Regions from separate parts of the Homo sapiens genome. Here region 2 is linked to region 1. The links are chromatin loops, found by intact Hi-C in ENCODE. Cell type or tissue: endothelial cell of umbilical vein. All regions are shown on one strand. Links, peaks and the distances in the headings refer to the core of each region. The heading gives the core; the rest is flanking DNA. Region 1 has its middle 140 kb from the start of SPMIP3. Region 2 has its middle 88 kb from the start of ZBTB18.

Evidence for each region. Peaks named below come from ENCODE experiments on the same cell type or tissue, not always from the same donor. Only the 100,000 strongest peaks of a DNase experiment are listed, where the experiment ranks them.
Region 2: a loop joins it to region 1, with 8 times the contacts of the local background. A loop is called at or near these places in 1 of 110 quality-filtered maps.

Annotation. Positions count from the first base shown.
Region 1 is chr1:244,212,556-244,216,951 of GRCh38, reverse strand. No RefSeq gene overlaps it. Among named protein-coding and RNA genes, the nearest start is that of SPMIP3, 140 kb to the left of the region's middle. In endothelial cell of umbilical vein, for the core only: no CTCF peak of the experiment used is centred there; a DNase peak (open chromatin) is centred at 2,441; H3K27ac peaks cover 1,106 bases.
Region 2 is chr1:244,136,839-244,141,234 of GRCh38, reverse strand. No RefSeq gene overlaps it. Among named protein-coding and RNA genes, the nearest start is that of ZBTB18, 88 kb to the right of the region's middle. In endothelial cell of umbilical vein, for the core only: no CTCF peak of the experiment used is centred there; a DNase peak (open chromatin) is centred at 2,604; H3K27ac peaks cover 2,433 bases.

The DNA of each region.
Region 1 (4,396 bases), core at 97-4,096:
CCACACCGCTGCCTGATCCTTTCTTCTACCCTGAGACTTGGAGGACACAAGTGTGACTTACTGACATTGTTTCTTGTGGCACTTTAGCCACTGGCTCTCCCTTTAAAAAGTCTTTGGATTCAGGGCTGGGCGTGGTGGCTCACACCTGTAATCCCAGCACTCTGGGAGGCCGAGGTGGGCGGATCACAAAGGTAGGAGATTGAGACCATCCTGGCTAACACAGTGAAACCCTGTCTCTACTAAAAATACAAAAAAATTAGCCAGGCGTGGTGGCGGGCGCCAGCTGCTCGGGAGGCTGAGGCAGGAGAATGGCGTGAACCCTGGAGGCGGAGGTTGCAGTGAGCCGAGATCGTGCTACTGCACTCCAGCTTGGGTGACAGAGCGAGACTCCATCTCAAAAAAAAAAAAAGTCTTTGGATTCAGATGCTGGTGCCATGCTTGCGCAGCCTGCAGAACCATGAGCCATGTAAACCTCTTTTCTTTGTAAATTACAAGTCCTACATATTCCTTCATAGCAACACAAATGCACGAATACAACACTTTACCTATCTTATTCTCATGCCAACTTTATGAAGGACAGATGGACCATTCCACAGATGAAGAAACTTAAGAGTCTTTGCAGCAGTTATAGCCTCTGGTTTCTGTTTTTAGAAACAGCAAAAACAACATGAAAGGACAGCCCTTCTCTGATAAGGGACCCACCTGATAACACTGGCTTCCCTTCCTCAGACCACGGCAGGCCTCGAAGAGAAAGCTCTTTATACTGCCCAGGTAGGCTTGGGCACCTGGGGTCACACCCCTTCCTCTGCCCACAGCTTTCCGAGGACTGTGTCCCTTCTGCCAACCTTGCCTAGGCTCTCTGCAACTTGTGGTCCAATATATATACAAAGGCTGATACATAATTATGTATATATATAGCCACACACAAATATATATACTTACATGCATATATGTATACGATATATACATATATTTATACACATATTCACTTATATACAGTACATATACATACACCTATATGTATAGGTATGGATATATGCATTTACATATATAGATATACATATGCATTAGTACACATATATGTGTGCACATATAGCTGAATAAAAACATATGTACATTCCCATCTTTTATTGGTTCTTACTATGCGCCCTTGCTACAAACTGTGCTAAACACTTGATATAGTTTGGATGTCTGTCACCTCTGAATCTCAGGTTAAAATGTAATTTTTCAGTGTTGGAGGTGGGGCCTGATGGGAGGTGTTTGGGTCGTGGAGATGGATCCCTCGTGAATGGCTTGGTGCCATCCTCTTGGTGATGAGTGAGTTCCCACTCTTCCCAGTTCACGTGAGATCCGGCTGTTTAAAGGAGCCCGGCTCCTCCTCCTCCGCCTCTTGCTCCCTTTCTTACCATGTGACACGCATGGCAATTTTTCCTTCTGCCATGACTGGAAGCTCCCTGAGGCCTCACCAGAGGCCAAGCAGATGCTGGTGCCATGCTTGCACAGCCTGCAGAACCCGAGCCATATAAACTTTTCTTTTTCTTTTTTCTTTGTTTTCTTTTGAGACGGAGTCTCACTCTGTCACCCAGGCTGGAGTGCAGTGGTGTGATCTCGGCTCACTGCAAGCTCTGCCTCCCGGGTTCAAGTGATTCTCCTGCCTCAGCCTCCCCAGTAGGTGGGATTACAGGTGCCTGCCATGATGCCCACTAATTTTTTGTATTTTTAGTAGAGACGAGGTTTCACCATGTTGGCCAGGCTGGTCTTGAACTCCTGACCTCGTGATTCACCCGTCTCAGCCTCACAAAGTGCTGGGATTACAGGCGTGAGCCACTGTGCCCGGCACCTCTTTTCTTTATAAATTACCAGTCTTATGTATTCCTTTATAGCAATGCAAATAAACGAATATAACACTTTTCTTATTTTATGCTCACACCAACTTTATGAAGTTTGGAAGGACCATTCCACAGATGAAGGGACTAAGGCCAGGAGACGTTAGTCAGCTCCCCAGGGTTACATGGCTAGCAAGTGGCATAGCAGGGATTGAATCCGGTGCCTCCTCACTCCAAGCACCATGCTCTCCTCTATGCTATTCCCCTAGCCCTTCACAGCCCAGTGTGCCCCTGGGATGAAACCCTCAGCCCTCCAAGGGTACCAGGCAGGCACTGGCTTGGATTCCCTTTGGGGTAAACCAGTGTGGCCACATTCTTGCTCTTTTCCCAGACCTGAACTTTTTTCCTTCCTATTCACTAATGTTATCAAAACAAACAGAGAGCATGGTTTATGGTGCATGAGGCTTAATTTGACTTAATATATAGACCGCACATATTCCTCAGGAATCCATTAAGTTTAATTGAGTGCAGGCTGTAGACCACGTCCGAGGAAGGACCCGGGTCATCTACAGTTCACATGGCAGAAATGAGTGAGTCACTCGTTGATGGCACAGCCAGGGCTGGATTACCTTGCGGCTTCCTTCCTTAAATGGCCAGAGATTCCAACTGCTGCGTGAATAACAAAGGCCTTAATGTCCCATTGGCCAGTGGAGACCAGGCCAGCAAAGCAAAGGAACCTCAGCAGCTGTTTTTTTCCAGAGTGCCGAAGGCTGCAATCTTAGCCCGGCTCAGCTGTCACGGTGAAACCTAGTGGGGTCCTGCCGGGAGAGCACAGATGGCTCAGGGCCATCGGTCCCACCCCTGGAAAACCACAGTTGGAATCTGTGTCCTGTGGGCAGGGGTCTCCCATGCAGTGTGCTCTGTGGCCAACCCCCTGCCCAGGGAAGCATTGCTTTTTCACTCGAAGGGAACTGCATTATTGGGTAATGCTTCGGGCATAGGAAGAACAGTATTTAAGAATGCGCAGGATGACAAACTTTATCTTCTCCCTCAAACTTTTTTCTTGTTCTTTGGGTTTTATATATTTTTTTTCTTTTTTGAGACAGGGTCTCACTCTGTCACCCAGGCTGGAGTGCAGTGGCACGATCTCAGCTCACTGCAACCTCCACCTCCCAGGTTCAAGCAATTTTCCTGCCTCAGCCTCTCGAGTGGCTGGGACTACAGGTGCCCACCACCATGCTCGGCTAATTTTTGTATTTTTAGTAGAGACGGGGTTTCACCACGTTGGCCAGGCTGGTCTTGAACTCCTGGCCTCAAGTGACCTGCCCACCTCGGCCTCCCAAAGTGCTGGGATTACAGGAGTGAGCCACCAAGCATGGCCCTCCCTCAAACTTTGAATGTCTTATCCACTGTCTTCACTTTCTCTTTCCTGCTTTTTTGTTCTTGACACTCCATTTGTGTCTCTGGAGGACTGGCTAAGTATTAGATAACTATTAAATGACAAATAATAATGACATTTAATAAATATTAAATGTTAAATGTGCAATGTGCTTCTTTGTTAATTAAGCTAAAACAGAGGAATACAAAAGTTTCCATCTATGTGAGGGTCACCCTCATCTCAACTTCTGGTTCTTTCCTGAAGGAAGTCTATGAAAAATCAAGATTCCCCATTCATTATAATGCCCCATAGAAACGGATTATTCTTCTGATGAAAAGGGGGAAAGGATCAATGGTAAACAAAGAACGCTAAAAAGGAGATTGGGAGCAGAATAGCTTAGAGGTTCCAAAGATGACTTGCAGAACCCACGCACAGGGCTTTGAGTGCTAACTCTGACACATTGTTGGGGGACCTTGGGCAAGTCCCTTAAACCATCAGAACCTCAGCTTTCTCATTTGTGAAATGGGAACAATAATACTGAGACTACCGGGAAGGCAACACGAGGTAATGTGGAATGCTCCATAGTTCGCAAGAGCTCAGGAAATGTGGGCTCCATTTCCCTCCTCCTTTTCCCCTCTTAAAGTCTTGATATTTTTCAGCTGTGTACGAACAACACTGGGATGGGCTTTGGCAGATCGTTTAAGGCAAGTTGACTGCCCAGAAGAATTTGTTCCAATCCTAAGGCCTCTCCATATTAATAGGACTGATTGTGTCAAAGCTGATGGAGTCTTTGGTTCCTGGCCAGGGTGCAGAAGCATGAGGGCCTCTTTCATGCTTATGAATGACTGGGTTTGGTGAGCTTCTTTGATGAGCTTCTTTGTCCATATTCAAGGGAATGGGGTCAGTGTCCCTTCCCTAGAAACACTGCACCCACATCTTTGCCCCTTAAAGGGCTGCTTTGTTGTGTCTGCTGTTGTTTTATCTAAACTTTCTTTAAATTGACCTCCTTTCTCTGCAGTATATGCTAAAATAATTGGCCCCTGACCAAATATTTCTGAAAGGAGCCCTAATGCTTTTGGTTAAATGCCAAATAAACAAGTCTCCTGCTGGGGGAGGGTCCTCTTCTGACAGACCCAAAGCCTTGCAGAGCATGAGGCATTGACCACTGTCCTCTCCGCAGATGGAGAGACTC
Region 2 (4,396 bases), core at 119-4,118, 76 kb after region 1:
CATTATGTTGTATCTATGTGTATACTACATATCAACCATCCCATTGTATAATCATTACTCATACTTTTCTCTCTCTCTTTCTTTTTTTTTTTTTTTTTTTTTGATGGAGTCTCTCTCTGCTGCCCAGGCTGGAGTGCAGTGGTATGATCTTGGCTCACTGCAACCTCCGCCTCCCGGGTTCAAGCAATTCTCCTGCCTTAGCCCCACTGACTAGCTGGGATTACAAACATGCACCACCAGGCCTGGCTAATTTTTGTATTTTTAATAGAGACAGGGTTTTGCTGTGTTGGCCAGGCTGGTCTCGAACTCCCGACCTCAGGTGATCTACCCACCTCAGTCTTCCAAAGTGCTGGGATTGTAGGCATGAGCCACTGCGCCTGGCCTCATTATTCATACTTTTCTATCTCCCCACTAGATTGTGTTTCTGTAACCTATTGTGCACACAATAACCGGCACGATGCATGCAGAAAATGTTTTTGAATGACATGTTGGTTGAATAAAACTTGTTGGATGAATGGATAGATGGGTGGATGGATGGGGTAAGTGGACAATGATGGAGGATGGATGGGTGGATAAATGGATGGATGGATGGATTGATGGCTGGATGCATGGATGGGTGAGTGGGGTAGGTGGATGGATGATGGAGGATAGATGGGTGGATAAATGGATGGATGGGTGGGTGGATGGATGGATGGATGGATGGATGGATGGATAGAACATCAACTTGTAATATTAACCAAAAACTTTTTCAGAATAAACTTGAACTTATACAGGTTTACTCTTCTGTCTTCCTTTTAGGCAATCTTAAATCTCGTTAAATGGTTATCCTAAATTAATTTCTAAAAGTCATGACAAAATTTCAGAAACATATTTGTTTACAAATAATGAAGAAGGGTAGCGGAAGGGTGGTGCTGAGGTGACTGTGATGCGGGTGCCCTCCCCACTCTACGGTATGCGCGCACACAGTGCTGTGCCCAGGCTGGTCAGATGCCGCAAGTCTGTGAGCACTAAAATATCCGCAGAAACACATCGCTTCTGTGTTCGTTATTTTCCAAATAACAGCAGCAGAATGCTTTGGGAAGAGGTCGTGAGCGGCGTGGAGGAGGAAGTCGATCTGAAATGCTTGAGGAGGTGGAGAAGAAAAGCCAGAGAGAGCGGAGAGACCTTGGGAAGAGACGGCTGGAGAAGCCAGACGTGAGAATCCAGCGCCCCGCTGCCACCTCGGCCACACGGAGGCATTTCGCGGAGCCTCGGTTCCCTCATTAGAAAAACCGAGGGGTTGAACTGCTTCGTTTTTGAAGTTCCTTCCAGCTCTAAAATGTCTTAGTTGTATGCAAGCCAAAATAAACAAAAAATGGTATCACTTTATGCATATGCTCTTCTAAATATCCCAGTGGGAAAGCACGAAGCCTGTGTTTCCAGCTCGCTGCTTCAGAGATGCCAGTTCACAAGTCGTTCTTTAATCTCGGGGACATTATCTGAATTCCTGATGAAAGTGAGTCGTAGTTGTGTAGGGGCCAGGGTGTGTATGTGTGAGAAGACAGAGAAAGAGCAGGAGAGCGAGAGAAAGAGAGAGAGAGAGAAACAGACAAGAGTAGGTCCTCCTCAATATTTGGACTATGATCCCTGACTACAAGAGAGCACCGCTAGCAACACTATTTCATTCATGATCTGGTTTACTTGGTAATTTTCAAGCCTCTACAATATATTAGGTATAAACATTTCCAAAACATTGCCTCTCCCAATTTCTTTTAACAAGGACGGAAGAATTATCTGCACCCACATGACACCATTCTACTGTATTCTTCACCTCTTTTTTTTCTTAATCCCACAGTACCAGAGACATGCATGTATCTTGTTGTCATCTTTGTTTTTAAACTGTCTTAAAATACAAGCAAAGGAAAAAGTGATCAACAGATTCAAAGAAAGAAGGAGATGCAGTTAACACCGAAGCTGCTTTTTTGTGGGAGCACTTACAAGTCTAAAATAAGAATCTTAAGTGCCATTTGCCTGGAAAAGAGCGTAGCAGGAGACAGATGTTTCTCTCATTATTTTTGTTCAGAGGCACCATTGCTGCTACGACATGTCACCATCCGAGAGGGCCACCAGCAAAGGAAAGGATGGCTGTGCCTTATTTACCCTGTGACTTCCAGCAGGGCCCAGGGAAAACAATTGTAGCTTGCAGTTTTAAAAAAAATTTAGAAGCCATGGCTTTCAGAATAAAGATATTGAGCAATCATCTGTTTCTAATGTCATGAGACAGATCTCACTTTCCTTTCTTTCCAAGTAGTATCTTCTCCTGTTTTTCTTGGTGGAGAGGTATTTTTGTAACATGCTGAAAACTAAGCAGAGAAAATGGGCAAAGTCAAGGTCAGATGTACATCTCTCCTTTAGTCTATTCTGAATCATACATATCATTTTTTGTATGTTCCAGCTAATTCATGTTGGGGCTTTGCTGAACATTAGCACCTCTGGGCATGGGTGATGTTGCTGGGTTTTCTTATTCGGTAAGAGGATAAGCATCTTTTACCGGGTTTGCTCAAGCCCACCCTAGAAAGCCAGGCCCGGGCAGCCCACGGTCCGGGAAATGCTCCATTCTTTCCTGTGTTGGGCAGGATTTCCTGCAAAGGGCCAAGAAAACATACTTTCCCATTGTCTTGGTTTAAACTGTAGAAAGCCCTTGCGTCCACATGGAGACTTTGTTATTTGCTGCCGTCATAACTAAGGGAGATGGACAGGCCACTCTTTGGCACTGTACACAGTCCCCCTGATGGTCACCTTCACAACAAAAGCAAATGAAGAGACAAGGTGTTTCTGTATCTGTTGCTGGGCTCACCATGCCTCACACCTCTCCCATTCACCTAATTGGTAAAACAGGAAGAGCGCAGCTGGAACCCAATGGAAGGAACAAAATATGAACCAACTCACCGGCAGTGCTGCTTGGTTGATTAGCACTCTTGCTTAAGAGCATGTTTATGATCTATCGCTTTATGAATAATAGGAAAGAGTATCAGTGTGTAGAAAAAGTGGAGGAGAGGGCCAGAAATGACCCTCTGAATCTTGAAGGGACAGTCTCAAAGTCTTGCCTATAAGGGATTAGCAATAGGGAGCCAGCGGATGGATTAATGATCTAAGATATGAGATGCCAGCAACTAACAATGGGAATAACAGTAGAAGCAGTGAGCAGGAAATCTTGGCTATGACTCTCAAACTCAACAGATCTGAAGCTCTGTCCACCGCAATCCAGAGCTGTACCACAGGCATCTCTCAGCTGGAGCTCCCGTATTATTCAACCACTGTCTTCCCACTCCCTCAATGTACTTGAAGCAGCTTGCACTACCATGACTCTGCAGGAAATGTGTGTGGCTGTTTAGAGATGAACATCCGCAGTGAATACATCGGAGCTGTTTGTCAGGTCAATCCTTCGCAGAATGGCTCCATTAAGAAGCTACATTTCAAGGGCTTCTTTCCTTATCTCTCAGAACAACCCATTTGCTATGGTCCTGAGTGCACAGCAGAAGTCAATGCCTCCCAGAATACTGGGAATTCAAAAGCCTTCTAAAAAGGCTTCTAAAAACGCTCAAAATGAAAGTAAGTGATCCAGAAAAATATTCTCTGTAGAGTTGCAGGTTGGTTTTTGACAAAAGATTTGCCTAGCTTCTGGCAAGCATTAATGGTGGTAATATGTCAGACAAACAAACAAAAAGGAAAAGCAGCATAGGAAACGGGTGTAAGGATCTTTTCACAGTGTCATGGCAGCTGTGAAACACACCCAGCTGTTTCCTAGATTGGAGAGGAAAACAACCCACTGGTCCCATCATCACTAGTGGGGCCCCATGACACTCTTATCTGATCAATTAATAAAGTCACCAGAAGGAAGCTACAAGGCTAAGAATAGTGTTTCAGATAAATCCCAAAAGTCAGCTGTAAGTTAACTCCAGTCTGATGAATCCTCCATTAATACTATTAGGATGGGGGAAAAATCCCTTATTTTTTATTATCATGCATATTTTCAGAAATGTTGGTTAAATTAGGCAGTGATGAATTGTCTCAGAATAATTCTATGCACACATGTGCATACACACACACACACACACACACACAGAGTGGTGTCTAGGAAAGATGACTAGAATAGAAAACTAGATCCCCATCCTCCGACGAGTTCATGGTAAGGTATCAAGTCTGCATCTCCACCAGCTTGGCTGAATTGAATAGGTTTAGGAGCATTCAGTTTAATGTATTCTGTTGAAGGCACTGTTCCAGATTCTGCTTTTTTCTACCGAGAAGTTACATAAAGGAGCTTGCATCCTCATCATTGAAAACACACACAAAATTTATAAAATACCACAATCCAGGCAGAATATTAGAAGGACCTAAAGGTAAAAATGGTATCATT